Regions from separate parts of the Mus musculus genome. Here region 2 is linked to region 1. The links are chromatin loops, found by intact Hi-C in ENCODE. Cell type or tissue: heart. All regions are shown on one strand. Links, peaks and the distances in the headings refer to the core of each region. The heading gives the core; the rest is flanking DNA.

Region 1 (7,524 bases), core at 1,576-6,575:
TGGATTGTCTGTATAAACATCAAAGCAGAAGTGGTGAATAGAAGTACAAGAGCTATTTAAGGGGAGAGGGGAAAGTCCATGAGAAGAGTAAAACAGTGAGCAGGTTGAATGGATGAACAGCTTTAAAGCAAACAGATTGGGCAGAGGAACAGACAGTGAAGTTCTGAAGTCAGAATGGCAGGACCACCACCTCTGCCCTCCAGTGGTTGTGATGTGGTAAGACTATGTCGAAATTTACTCCTAGTCTGGGTATATAGATCAAAGGTAGAGCACTTTTTTAACATGTACAAAAACCTGAGTTAGACCTCCTGAAACCCTCTCCCCTCAAAAACCAAACCAAACCAACAAAACTATCCCTGCCAGATGGTGATAACACACACCTTTAATCCCAGCACTCAGGAGGCAGAGGCAGATGGATCTCTGTGAGTTTGAGGCCAGCCTAGTCTACAGAGTTTCAGGACAGCTAAAGCTACAGAGAAACTCTGTCTCAAAAACAAAAAAGCAAAACAAATAATTCCTGCACACTGCGTTTGAGAACTCTGCCCTGCCCTTACCATGCCAATGGCAAGACCTGAAAACAATCAGCAAGTATAGAAAGTGGGCAGTACGAAGGGGTTTCTCTTAAATGTTGAAGAAACTGGAGAGGAGACTGAAAGGAGAAAAGGACTGGCAGGCCGGATTGAGGCACATTTGCTTTTGCATTGAAGGCAAACAAGCTACAAATAGTGCTAGGTGTAAGAGCTCTCTACACTTAGTGTGGAGGGCATAGGTGTGACCCCAGCACTTGGAAGTAAAGGCCAGCTAATTTGAATCCAAGGTGTGATACTGCATAGTAAGACCATCTCAAAAACAAAACAAGACAGAGCAAAAAAAGTTCAGGTCATTCAGAGAGTAGGCTTCGGGCATATCTGTTTCCTAGTCTTTTTTCAGCAATTACTAATTATGTGTGACATAGGAAGAAAGGAAACACAGACAACTCACAGCACATGTTTATTGAAAGGATACATACAGGTGCTGACGTAGCGCTTTCTCGGCAGCCACACAATATCCTGGGTCTCCACCTTCCTGGTTTTGGGAACTAACAAGTTCACAAGCTGCTCTACTCACATGTGTACTTGTCAAGGAATAAGATTAATCTTGTAGTCAGGTCATTCTTTAAGGAAGCTCCTGGTCAGCAAGTTTTATATGCCTAAAGAATTATCTAGCAACAGGTTGTAGCCTGTGTCTGTAATTCCAGGATCTAGGAGGCTGAGACAGGAGGATCACAAGCTGAAGGCCAATGGGTCCACGGCAAAACCACCTAAAAGGAAAATGAAAAAAAGAAAAGAAAAGAAAAGAAAAGAAAAGAAAAGAAAAGAGAAAAGGGAAAGGAAAGGAAAAGAAAGGAAAGTGACACACCAAAATCTGCTTTCCAAGAACTGTGTAAGACAGGGCTCTCCTAAGGTCTGCTTTCTTGCTTCTTTACCTGTCTAGTGAAAAATAATACCTCCTAGTTTCACAATTAAAAGGAGTAAGTATGATAAATTTATACAAAATAACTCAACAGACACGATTTAGAGAAACAGCCTGCTGTAGTGCAAAGAATATCAGGCTTAATGTTCCAGCTGCACTTTATTGGTAGAGTCTTGATCTAACAGTGCAGACTGCTTCCAAACTTACAATTCTTGCCCTGTTAAGGATTACAGGCATGTATAACAAGCCTTGGAGCAAGATCTGCCTCTCAATATGGAATCAACTAAGATTTTCAACTTTTTGGCTGGCCAACACTTGGGAGGTAGAGGCAGAAGGACCAGGAGTTCAAGGTCATCTTTAGTTACAATTTCCAGGTCAGCCTTGGGTACATGAGACCACATCTCTAAATAAATAAATAAATAAATAAATAAATAAATAGATGCCTATTTCTGACCTATAGGTGGGGGGTAGGACAGCAAATCTGCTCTGCAAATCTGCTCTGTGAATAGTTGGTTTTGACGAGGAATTTAATTCCTCTGTTTAAAAAAAAGAAAAAAGAAAAAAGAAAGCTGGTCACCTGATGCAATACTGGAAGGGAAGGGATGGGATGGAATTACGGGAAGCAGTGAAGAGGAAGTGGGGAGCTTAGTTGTTACAAGTTCCTGCCTGCTGCCCTGAAGATGCTGTCCTAGATCAGCACCACAGACCTGGCCTAGCTGCTCAGCCCTGCCTGTGACATTGGGGCAAAGAGCAAGTGGCTCTTTCTATGCTCAGTGTCCAGAAGCCATTGAGCACTAAGAATGGTTTATAGCCTGACATTAAAAAAAAAAAAAAAAAAAAAGTTCTTGCCTGGCAAGCACAAGTACTTGTGCTCCATCTCCTGTAAAACAGTAATAAATGCAGACCCCATGCTGTCGCTTGCCCTGCAGGCTGTCATCCTTGAAGCCCCACAAGGTGGTACATGCCACATCCTCCTTCCTTCCCCATCTCCACACTAGGAATGAAGTCACAGAACCGGCAGCTGCCAGGAAAGGACTCCTCCTGAATACACATGTGAATCCCACAAGAGGGGGTGGGGAGTAATGAAACAAGAATAGAGAAGCTGGCATCAGAGCAGTTACAGTGAGACTAGTGTAAGGCACAGGGTAGAGAGCTGAAACTAGATTAGACAAGCAGTCAAACCCGAAGAGGAGGGGCACAGATGGCATTTAACCATCCCTCCCTAACACCATCTCCCTCTCCCTCGAGTTCTCTTCCTGAGGTTTGACCAATGCTGCCTTCCTGACTGACTCTGAAGACAAGAAAGCACTTCTTTGTTTAAAGTCTTTATTGCTAATTTCACAAAGGCAGGAAGTACTAAGAGAGTAAATTGGGGAAATGGTCAACATTCCTGAATTCTTAGAGGCTTGTCTTTGTTCTGTTGTCACTGACCTCCTAGGAAGCAGTGGCTAAAGCCTAAGGGGGTAGAGTTTTCTTCCTGCTTTTGTTGTTTGGTTTTACCTTCTTCCCCTAGGTTCACAGCAATTCTTTTTGACAGCTGAAAATAAAAACTAGTTATGAGTCAATGTATATTCAGGTCCTTGAGTTAGTCCCAAGGACAGCCACTGAGAGCTCTCCTTTTGGAACCAATTTCCCATTGCTATTACTAACCTTAAAGCTCTACCCATAATCCCTGCTTTTGCTGGGGTGCTGGGAATGCTGAATTTGTCCTTCTACACATAAGAAGGCACTACATCAACCTCCAGGGCTAAAGGCAGTACACATGCACTAGATGACAGAATAAAGGCTGGTACCCATAGACAAATAACCAGACTGTAAAAACGGGTTTATTGGCTCCAAGAAAAGGAGCAACAGCACCCAGCTTTCAAGCTCAATCTCTCTGTACACATTTAGATAAGCCCAAGGTCCATAGAGGAGCCCATCCAAGCACCTTCTCTCCAGGGGCCAGGGACGGCTAGCTGCCTGATGGCGAGTCTCTGGTCTGTTCTGCAGGAATACCTGGCGCGGCCGAGGCAGCCTCGTAGTCCGCGATGCGGCGCTGGACCAGGGCGGGCATGAGGTGCACGTAAGCGGCCATGAGGCGGTGGTTAGAATGGATGAGTTTCCCAGCACAGCTGTGCAGGCAGGCCTCCTGGAAGGAAGACGGAGGGAAGTAGAAACTAAAAGGGGTCCAGTCAAGCCCGCCTCCTTCCTTCCCGGTCCCCAGCCTAGGAGTGAGGTCAAGAAAGAGGGAGAAGATGGGGGGCTGGGGGAGGGTGTCACGTCACGTTGTCAACTCTGGGACCCCCACACTGTCTCCACCTCCTCAGCGTCCAGAGCTCGGTGGTGCAGGCTGGGCACACAGCGCTGGAAACACAGTTCTGTCATCCGATTGTAGACCAACAGGAAGTCTCGCAACTGAGAGAAAAGGGAACCACGACTTCACCACCGCTAAGGCTCCCCGGGATGCACAGCCCGTCTCCCCCTCGGGTTCTTGCGTGTACCCCTGGAAACAAACTGCACGTCTAACCCAGAGAGCAACTGCGCTCTCACTCACGTTTCTCAGTTGCTGCTGCTGCTGCTCCATCACGCCAAGGGCGCACAGCCCTAGTCACTTCCGCCCGTGGCGGGGTGGCAGGGTGGCGCGGGGTTGGGGGGGCGGAGGGGGGAGGTTAGAGCTCTCAGAGTCGCCCCGGAAGTAAACTCTCACTACTCCCCAAGAGCTTGAAGGCGTAGCTCCAGGCTCGTCCTGCCCACAACTGCAAACGTCACTTCCGCCCTTTTTCTCTGCGACGTGGCCGGCTTCTTCTGCCCAGAGAGCATGTCACTTCCGCCAAATCTCTGACCTGCTGCTAGGATCGCGACGAGAACTGGAACCCGAGGTCCCCGCGCGGTCCGGGCCTCGCGCCCTGAGGGGAAGAGCGGCCCGGCCCAGGTGAGAAGGACATACTTGGACGAAGGGAAGTTGAACGCACGAACCTGTACTGAGGGCAAAATGCCCTGAGCCCTTGGCAAGGATGAGGACACACCTGATGCCCAGGTGTATGGGGGTGGGGGGAGCCCCTCACATCTGGGAGGCTTCAGCTGACTTTGGAAGGGATTGCCCGTGTCCTGGGAAAGAGAGCCTTTCACCTGACACCAGGAACATTCACTAACTGCTTCAACCAAGGCCTGCTGGGGAGGGCCTAAGGGAGTCAGGTGCATGAGATGGAGAAAGGAAGAGCCCAGACCGGCTGAAGGAAGAGGGGAAGGAACACCAAAGAATGTGAAAGACCAGGATTGTAGAGCATGCCTGAGTGGCAAGTGAGAGTCTGAGCCTAGGAAAGGGTTCTGGTAAACATTGCCTCTGCAGGGTTAAGTTCCCAGAGAGCATAGACCTCCCCTCTGGTCCTCACTGCTATAATCCCATTGCCTCAGTATCTCACTCATAATAGACACTCACTAGATAGTTGTTGAATGACTGAATGCATGAATGGTTACTGAAGGCGAGGTAGGGGGGTTATGAGAAGACACCCGAGGCTTTGGTATGCATGCATCTGTAGAGATAATGTCCTCAGAAGAGAAGAAACACACAAACTCAAGGAAAGCCGTGGTGGCTGATCCCAGGACACCCAAGCCCAAAGACAACCCCTGAAACCTCTGAGAACACAGGGAAGGCCTCCTTGTTCTGGAGTGCTGGCCAGTTTCCAGAATTGTCTGTGTTGGGCTTTACAGCGTGCTGGGGTGGAGACCTTGACTCCAGTCCCTTCCCTAGCCATGACGGACGGGATTCTAGGGAAGGCAGCCACAATGGAGATTCCCATCCACGGAAATGGCGAAGCTGGGCAGCTTCCTGAAGACGATGGGCTGGAGCAGGTGCTTCTGTTTGATTCTTCTCATTGTTTTGTTATACATTCCTGACTTATAAACCTTTAATTTCCCCTGTCCCGGTAGCCTTCAGTTAACTAAACTCCTTCATACTTTTCAAATCTTCTTTATGGTTCTGTACAGACTTTACTATGCACTGTCTCCGTCCCCAAAATGTTTCATCCATCCCTGTGTTCCTGAGGTGCCCCCCTCTTCTCTGACCTATAGGACCTCCAGCAGGTGATGGTGTCAGGACCCAACCTCAATGAAACTAGCATTGTGTCTGGTGGCTATGGGGGCTCTGGTGACGGACTCATCCCCACAGGTATGAATGATAGAGATAGGCTTGAGGGGTGGGGTGTTGAGACAGTTTGCAGGCACATAGACACATACAGGAAAGCTTGACTCCTGGACTGGAGAGCTTGCGAACTGCTGGTGTGAAGTTCATAGACAGTCCAGTCCCAGGCCAGCTCCCAGAGTTGCCCATCTGCCTCCCACTGGCCAGTCAGTCTCGAAGATAATCTCACTCGTCTTCTCCTCCTTGCCGCCACCATCTGAGCCAAGTTAAGACCTTAAGGTTATGAGCACTCAGGAGCTTAAGGCCAGTTTGGAGCTTTGTGAGGCTTCTCAGAGTTTCATTTTAGACTCTTTTACTGGCTAGAATTCTACCTAGAAATATAAGCCAACTTCTCTGTTTTTCTGTGTTCACCATCTTTGATCCTGCCAATCGCACATGTCATGTTTGCTTCTATTCCCGCTTATCTCGTACACCAACAACACTCCTACCCTACTCCAAGAATGCCAGATACATACATTGAATTGATTTGGTTGTCAGGACATGAGTCCTTGTTCCCCCTAGTGACCAGAAGAATGCAGTTGTCTGTCTAGATAGTCCTTCTTCAGAGAGGTCATTTCGTGTGTTTGGGGGGGTGGGGGGGAGGAGTGAGCCACAGAAGTGTATGGTTTTATCTAAGAGAAACTGGTGTCAGAGAACTTGGTCCTTTAGGGTCTGGCCGACATCCATCTCACAGCACGTCACCCTCTGGCCCTGGTGACGAGGTGGCCCGGGGCATCGCTGGAGAAAAGTTTGACATCGTCAAGAAATGGGGCATCAACACATATAAGGTAAGATTCAAGTGCTTCTCCTCAGAAATTCTCCGTGGGGACCTTTTCCCTTTCCCCAGGTCTTACTGTGTAGTCTTTGCTATGACTAAGAGAACGGGGGTGCTGGAGTAGTTCATTGTTGGGGTGGAGTTTAGATTTCTGACCTCACCCCCCCCCCCTTCCAATCAGTGCACAAAGCAGCTGTTATCAGAGAGATTTGGCCGAGGCTCCCGGACTGTGGATCTGGAGCTAGAGCTGCAGATTGAGTTGCTGCGTGAGACGAAGCGCAAGTATGAAAGTGTCCTGCAGCTGGGCCGGGCACTGACAGCCCACCTCTACAGCCTGTTGCAGACCCAGCATGCACTAGGTGATGCCTTTGCTGACCTCAGCCAGAAGTCCCCAGAGCTTCAGGTGCCTCAGCCAAAACAAAGAGGGTGGGGGTACTGGGCCCTGGTCCTTCCAGGCAGGCTTTCCTCAGCCTCCCTCCCTCCCTCCCTCCTGCAGCCCCCAGGGAGAACCCCTCTGGGGTGCGCCCAGTCCTGCCCCCAGCATCACTCACCTATGGAGGCAGCCTAAGGGTTTGTACAGAGGCCCAGAAGTTGGAAGGGTTGTGGGAGAGGGCTCACCAGTACCTCATAAGTAACCTGTCTCCACATCATCAAGAATGCCTTTGGTGCTTGGCCTAATCAGATTCCCTCCCTGCCTGCTGCACTAGCTCTCCGTGTTCTGTCTTGTAAACTCACCTAAGAACTCGTACTCCCCACACTCTTACCTCAGGCATCGCCAAGGGACCCTACTAACTTTGTGGCTAAGAGAGCCTTGCTAGAGGCAGTCTGGTTGTTGTAGTTTTGATGGCTGTTTCTTCTTTGGGATGGAGGGATATGAAGGGCTCTACAGCTGCAGTCAGGTAAGGAGTGTTACTCAATGCCTGTGCCTCCCTTCTGCCCTTAGGAGGAATTTGGCTATAATGCAGAGACACAAAAGCTGCTGTGCAAGAATGGGGAGACGCTGCTAGGGGCTGTGAACTTCTTTGTCTCTAGCATCAACACACTGGTCACCAAGACCATGGAAGACACACTCATGACTGTCAAACAGTATGAGGCTGCCAGGTGTGGGCCCACGGTTTGGGAAGTTGGCTGGCAT
Region 2 (7,524 bases), core at 1,069-6,068, 240 kb after region 1:
CTGTCATTCCTATGGAGATCAGAGTACAACTTTTGGAGTCAGTTGGTACACAAATTCCAGTGGTGAGGCTCATGCTTTTACCTGCTGAGCCATCTTGCTAACCTGTCCCCTACCCCTAATTTTAAGAACAAAAGGGGACAATCAAAGACAATGGGAGACCTGTAAACTGTTTTATACAGCTATGGGTTAGTGTCAGATTTACATTTTTGGAATTTCTTGAAAGAAATATCTATATCCCTAGGAAATGTTTCCAAAATGTTTTTGTCCATAGCTTTTGTAATGTCACCATTTCCTGGTGTTCTGTTTATTTCTTAGTCTCTTTTATAAGAGTCTTCGCACATTCCTTCTAGGTTAGTGTTTCCTAGAAATCTTAGATCTCTCTCTTTCATTTCCATCTTCCACACATGTTCTGGCTGATCTTGGTCACCCACAGAATTATTTTGCTATCTAGTAATTCTCATGAACTTCCTTGAGCTTTAGTCATCCTTAGGACTGACTAACTGCATACTAGATCCCACTTTGACACCTTAACTGTCATACTGTGTTAGCCACTGTTCTAAGGCTGTGAAGAGACTCCATCACTAGGCCAACTCTTATAAATGATTTGCCAGGTATGGTTTAATGCCTCCACTCACTTGGGAGACGGCAGAGGCAGAGGCAGAGGCAGAGGCAGAGGCAGAGGCAGAGGCAGAGGCAGAGGCAGAGGCAGAGGCAGAGGCAGAGGCAGAGGCAGAGGCAGAGGCAGAGGCAGAGGCATTTTTTCGAGTTCAAGGCCAAGCCTGGTCTACAGAGTGAATTCCCAGACAGCTAGGGCTGTTACACAGAGAAACCCTGTCTTAAAACTCCAAACCAAACCAAACCAAACCAACTAACCACCACCACCACCACCACCACCACCACCACCAAAAAAGCATTCAATTGGGGGCTTCTTTACAGTTTTAGAAGTTTGGTCCATGGTCAGGAGCATGGTGCCAGTAATGCCATAATGGCAGGTATGTTGCAGGAGTAGTTGTTGAGAGTTATATCCTTACCCATAGGCAGGGGTCGAGGGGGGAAGAGAGAGTGCAAGCCTAGGGCTTTTGAAGCCTCAAGGCCTACCCATAGTGATACAACAAGGCCACACCTTCCAATCTTTCTAATCATTTCAAAGAGTTCCACACCCTGGTGACTAAGCATTCAAATATATGAGCCTATGGGGGCCATTCTTATTCAAACCACCGCAGTCCCCTTCAACCCAGTGTATCAGCACCTTTATCTTCTCCCACCTACTCTTCTCCCCCACCCCAAACGCCCATTTCTGTCCTCTCAGCCAAACACCTGGGACCAATATTTAGTATTATGTAATTCAGATATTTTAAAAAATGACTGCAAATTTTTTGATGTTTGTCACTTGTGACTATCAGCAAATAGAGCATACTAAGCGTGATGTTTTGTGACATCTAAGGTTAGACTATCAAAGATGTTGCTACTTTCTGGGTAGCTTGGTATGCATATTGTGATTGCTGCCTCTCAGGATCCTGCTCTCTTTGATCCTGTCTATCACACTGTGAGAAACTTGAGAAGTCTGAGCTGAGTTCAGCCTTTCACTTGTTCCAGCCCAGCACTGTACATGCAATTGAAGAAGCCTTTAGGTGATTCTAATGATGGCTCAAGCCACTCCCACATTTGAATTTCCTAGATGCTCATGGGATAGAAATAAACCACTTCTGCTGCATCTCATTGGAATCACAGAATAACAAGCCGTCTGCTTTATGCCACTAATTTGGAGTGATTTGTTACTTAGTACTGTGGTTTGAGTCTTAAAGGTACCCCACAGGCTATGTTCTGAGGTCTTGGTCAATAGGTTCTGGCACAATTGGGGGATGGTAAAACTTTTAGGAAGGGGCAGGTAGCATGCCAATGAGGTATGCCCTTGAGAATGTTGGGGTTCTAACATTTTTCTATCTTACCCTTTACTTCTAGGATGGCACGAGGTAAACAGCCTCCGCTGCCATATACTCTGTGGCATGATCTACTTCCTCACCACTGTTCCAAAGGCAAGCATGGCAGAAATTTCTGAATCAAGATAAACTTTTTTTTTTTCTGTTATTAATCTCATTTTGGAACAGTGATGGACAGCTGACTAATACAGCCAACATAGTAACTACCACTATCACTGGAACAACAGTAATAGAGAAATCTATAGTTTGATATATTTTCACAAATTGAACTTACCCAGCTCAGTACTTGGCTCAAGAAGCAGAACTATTATAAGCTTGAGGAGTCACTCTTCTTCTTTCTAGTCACTGTCACTCCCACCTCTCATAACAATGCCTCAGCTCTGGAAATTTGTGAGTATGCCCTTGAGTGGTGTGTGTGTGTGTGTGTGTGTGCTTGTGGAGGCCTGAGACTGATGGAAGGAATCACACTTGTTTGTTCTTCCATCTGATTTAATGAGACAGGTTCTCTCAATAAAACAGAGTCACCTTTCAAGGACAGATCCCGGTGGATCACAACACCCACCCGGTATTTATGTAGATTCTGGGGAATTTGAACTCTGGCTGTCACGTTTGCTCAGCCAGTGCTTTAACCAGGATGGTATCTCTCTGGTTCCCTTTGATGGTTTTTAATTTATACAGGATGTCAATATTTAATCCTTTCCCTTCCCTTTACCCAAGTCTCAAACCCTTCCCAGTGTCCACAAACTCCCTTTTCTACATCCTTTTGATCCTATTTTGGGCTTTGCTTTTGAATGACCATTTGCAAAGGTGCCCTGTCCACCTGACTATGTATAAAATTCCAAGACTATAATATAAACTAACACGGTCAACTAGTCCCGCAGTATTATATATTCCGTTTTCATTCTCATCTGATCTTTGCTTTGCATGCTCCCAGCTCCAGGTGTTCTCCGGGTCTTGACCATTCTGCCTTGCCTTGGGATAGCTAATTCTTTAGGGTGAAATTTTTATTTCTTTCTTCTTTATGGATACTTTTAATTTGAACCAGTTTTAGAATCACAGAAAAGTCACAAAAACAACACACAAAGCTGTAAACTCCTTACCCATGCCCCCCTGTCATCCATCATATTATGTAATCACAGAATGATCACAATCAGGTAACACTGATAGAATCAACTACAGATTTTATCGGAAACTGCTAATTCTCTTAGTGTTTCTCACTCTTGTTTCAGCCAGCATTTCTCCCTGAAGCCATCTCTCAGCTCTTTCATCCTCTATGAACAGGGATCATGCTAAGTGCTGCTTCTAGACGCTTTTCCTTTCGCAGCCCTAAGACTGAGACAGGTTCTAACGGATCAGGAATCCAGGCTGTCATGTAGGAACTTATTCCACGTTCTACGAGGTCACGGAAGCTTCGGGAGAGCTAGGAAGAGGCGGTCTTCACGGGTAGGAAGGTAGAATCCAACCGGCGTGCATAAGTCTGGTGGAAACAAACTAGCTTGGTAGCAAACAGCCTGGTCTAGGAGAGCTTTCTACAGCCCTGCCCACAGACTGGCCCTTGGCCTATCCTTTAGGAAAAGCCCTGCCCACTTGACGCTATAAGCACCGCCCAGGGCCTGTGTTCCCGCCCCCTCGTCCTCGCCCTCTATCTCTCCCAGTGCCTTCCAAAGCCTACTCTTTCCTAGCCTCAGAAGCTTGTCCCTCCCTTAGAGCAGCCTTCTGCCCTCCGGTTCGAATTTCTCTCCTCTGTCCCCGCCTCTTCTCAGTCGTCCCCTATAAAACGCCAGAATCCTCAGAAGGGCGGAGTCTGCGGGTCGAGGGGGCGGGGCCTGAGAGTGTGGAGCCGCTCCTTTCTTGGAATGCGGACGGAGACCCCGCCCCTGCGCTCGGCCGTTGCCAGGAAACGGGCGTCGACGCTCTGGCTGGGGCCTGGCCGGACCAATGAGCTGGCACGCCGCTGCCCAGCCGTGCGTCACTGGGCGGTTGCGTGAGGTGCGCGGGGGCGCGGGCTGCGTGTGGCGCGGGGCGGGGCGCGGCTGGTTCGCCTGAGGAGCGATGGCGGCGGCCTGAACTCACCTAGCCCGGCCGCCGACAGGCCCGGGCAGGGCGGCGTGGTGCAAGTGAAAGAGACGCGTGGGCCGCGGCGCGCGCAGAGGCGCAAGGTGCCGAGGGGATTCGGGATGACGGCACCGGGTTTGGAATTGAAGGGACAGGGTGAAGGGTTGGCAGGTGGTGAGGGGCTGCGAACATCTGAGGTAGGGGGGCAGGGGACAGCCTAGGTGCTGTGCACCAGGAAGAAGCCCGCTGGAGGGGATCCTGGGCCCAGCTCCGAAGGGCCCAGTTGAAGGAACTCATAACCACCGTTTGCAAAGGGTGTGGGTTCGCTGAGCTTGGAAAGGTGAGGGACGTCCTGGGACAAGAGTTGAGGGGGTAAGGCCTGTGCGGGGATGGGGAGCGTTAAAGGCCAAGGCGGGAACCAGCGGGGGATGGCTGTGCCTTGGTGTAGCAGTTGAAAGCAGGGCAGAGGAGGAAAGGGGCTTGAGGGTTATGAGACTTGCATGAGAGCTGAGGTTGGTTGTGGGGCCTCCTTGGATGCCCTGTCCAGGGAGAGCAATAGTTTACGATCAAGTAAAGTACAGGCGCAAGTGTTGTGCACTTGGCCGCCCTGTGCCCATAGATATGTTAGAGAGTGAGAGAGGAGGAAAAAAAAAAAAACCCCAGAACCACAATAACAAACCCCAAACACCACACACAAAACAGCATCATAAGCAACAGTAACTGTGATAAGGAAAATGTTTGAGGTTTAGTCATCTACAGAGTAATAATGGAACCACAGTTTCCTCAGGTTCTGCTTTTGTAAGGCAGACTTTAAAATGAGGCCATCAGGAAGTTTGTTTTTGTGTTTTGAGAGGTGGAGAGAGAGAACTACCCATATTTTCTCTCTGCCTGCTTCTGGGCACCCTTACTACATTCCTCCTTCCCTGTTGCTGTCATCTGTATTGGACGAGCAGTTGCTTTCATGGAAGTCACATGGCTTGTTATATGCAGCACTGTGTTTAGGTTTGCTCTTCTTAGGAGTTTGAAAAGCAGGAACAAAAAACCCATGACTTTGTGGAAGCAAATTTTTGTACAGTAAATGCTTATACTTTAAGTGTACATGTTTTGACATATGTGCATATTTGTGAAATCAAGATGCCAAACACTTAGACCACCTGAAAAGTTTTCTCTATTTTACAGCTCATATTTCCCTCTGTATCCTATAATTAAGTTCATTTTATTTGTATTTTATAAGTCCATCTCCTTATCCACACAGACATGAATTTGGGGAAGTTAGTCTCACTAGTGATATGATCCATTCTCTGGATCTTCTCTCTGATCTGACAGTCGGCTATGTAGTTGAGGTGTCTTGAACCTCCTTTAACCATAACAGTATTTAGGTCTTTCTATGAAGACTATCCCTAGAGAATTTGAGGCAGCCTCAGTTTATATTCTGTTAAAGAATCTCAGCTTCAGAGCTAGTTATTTTATCTTGTGGTATATTTTCTTCTCTCTGGAGACCAAAGAGGCCTTCTTCATAATGATATGTCTGGCCAGATAATCAGAACTTTTGAGGACCGACAAGCATAACAGGTTGTAGTAGTGGTTCCCAAACACTGACCTGTGGATCCAGTCCATGGTAGCGTTCATCTGTATAAGACAGGATGAAAGAACTAAAAATAAAGTTATATCCTGGGGGAGTGGCTCAGTGGGAGAGTGCCCTTCCATATTCAAAACTATAAGTTTGATCCCAACACTGCCAAAAGAGGGGCAGGGGTAACTTATTCTAATATTATTGTTCTTTTTTGGTGTTAAGGTGCTCTTTGCTCTTTCACTGGAGAAATAATTAGTGGTAAAGTACATGGTAGGTTTAAAGAAAATGATGAAAATAAAAAGTTGATCACCTTTTTAAAAAATAAATATTTTACTGGTTTATGAAATCCTGACATTCAGAATGATAGTGGTGTGTGTGTTGTTTTAGGTTGAAGAACCATGTACTTATATAGTAATTTTATGTAACTTTAGATATCTGAGTAGCATGCATGCTTACATATTATATTAATTCATTATAAAATCAAAGTGACATGCTTTACATAGCATCCTTAAAATTTGCTGAAATTATGTTGATACCTTGTGAAGTAGGCAAAGGAAGGAATTTTAGAGATGAGTCAGATTCAGAAGCTAGCAGTTTCACAGGGTAGAGGGACAAAACAAGTCAGTTTGGCATCTTCATAGTGCTAGTGACTAGAGGAAGGAAGATTTGTAATAGAAAGTAAAGGCAGTGTGGGCAAAGGGCACATTATATATTGGAAAAGTGATGAAATAGAGGACCTCATACCTGCAAGTAGTATTTCTTTATGATTTGTAATTGTTAACAAAAAAATTAAGGGGCGTGAGCATGTCATAGGGATGAGAGCTTTGTTTAATATTGTATCAATGACATGGAATGGGCATGTATAGTATTGGGCGTATTACTGATAATGTTAGAGAATTTCTTTGCCTTTCTCTCCTCCCCTCTCCCTCCCCCACTCCTTTTTTTTTTGTCCCTCTCCCCAGATGAGGCCTCACAGTGTAGCTTGGTTGGCCACAGAGATCTGCCAGCATCTGCCTTCCAAGTGCTAGGGTAAAAGGTGTTCACTACTATGGTTGGCATGTTAGAGCATTCTTAGGATCTGTATAAATTCTTGGTTCTACTAGAGAAAGCACAGAATTCGGAAAGCTTTTTGTTTGCTATACTAAACTTTTTGTTGCCATAGTAACATTAATTACAATGGATTTTGACTTTTAATTTACAGAGGAATGGTAGGTCTGAGAGGATGAAACATGGATGAGGATGCTGTAGTGATAGAAACATTTTGGTGGTGGTGTGTGCACTCTTAGTGAGGGCTAGGAAAACAAACTCATTCATTTATTCTTTCAACAAATTCTTGTTGTGAATTCAGTCCCATAAGATAACAATAGAAATAAGTTGTGGTCCTATGCAGTTGCATAGAATTCTCATTCTGGTTAGGGGAGAAAAAGTTTTAGTTTAAAGGGAGAATGTGGAAATATATTAAAAAAATCAGAATGATGTGATTATTTCTCTTTATCTGTCTCAGTCTCTGTGTTCTAAATATACATATGCACTTATGCATAAATCTCCACAGTGATCTTTGAATTAACATGCCCCAAAGACCCATTTTTTTGCAATCATCTGCTCTTATATCAATCCAGAGGATGACTTTGATGTCATTCTCTATTTCTGCTCCTTTACCTCCTAAATTTGGTCAGTCACTGAGATGACCAATACTTTTCCTCTGTTATCTCCATTGCCACATCATCACCAACTTTTGCCTGAGTCCTCAGCTCCTTGGTACTTACCTATTTTTTTTTAAAGTCTGTTGCTTTAAAAGTTGATCTTTTCTTGCCTATTCCTAGAATGATCTTTCTAAAAATACAAATTCGATCATGAAACTATGCTGCTTAAAAAAGTTGGCTCTTTGTAGCCTGTAGGACAACATCCAATTTCCTTTATATGGCCTCAACTCACCTCTTCATGCCTTGTCTGTTG

Evidence for each region. A loop is a pair of places that touch in the nucleus more often than their neighbours do. Peaks named below come from ENCODE experiments on the same cell type or tissue, not always from the same donor. Only the 100,000 strongest peaks of a DNase experiment are listed, where the experiment ranks them.
Region 2: it touches region 1 in a loop (4-fold over the local background); 16 of 42 quality-filtered maps call a loop at or near these places.

Annotation. Positions count from the first base shown.
Region 1 is chr7:105,637,087-105,644,610 of GRCm38, reverse strand. It overlaps Arfip2 (ADP-ribosylation factor interacting protein 2), which reads left to right and starts at 4,195. Exons shown (of 8, transcript NM_029802.4): 1 at 4,195-4,366; 2 at 5,146-5,286; 3 at 5,506-5,602; 4 at 6,284-6,402; 5 at 6,571-6,792; 6 at 7,333-7,490. The coding sequence starts at 5,188. It overlaps Timm10b (translocase of inner mitochondrial membrane 10B), which reads right to left and starts at 4,166. Exons shown (of 3, transcript NM_019502.3): 1 at 3,989-4,166; 2 at 3,754-3,849; 3 at 2,765-3,583. The coding sequence starts at 4,018. The coding sequence ends at 3,407. It overlaps Gm22504 (a small nucleolar RNA gene), which reads left to right and starts at 2,135; the gene lies at 2,135-2,273. In heart, for the core only: no CTCF peak of the experiment used is centred there; DNase peaks (open chromatin) are centred at 4,210 and 5,110; H3K4me3 peaks cover 2,595 bases; H3K27ac peaks cover 2,415 bases.
Region 2 is chr7:105,396,459-105,403,982 of GRCm38, reverse strand. It overlaps Fam160a2 (family with sequence similarity 160, member A2), which reads left to right and starts at 3,929. Exons shown (of 12, transcript NM_199009.3): 1 at 3,929-4,099. It also overlaps a transcript of Cnga4 not described here. In heart, for the core only: no CTCF peak of the experiment used is centred there; a DNase peak (open chromatin) is centred at 3,832; H3K4me3 peaks cover 2,167 bases; H3K27ac peaks cover 1,629 bases.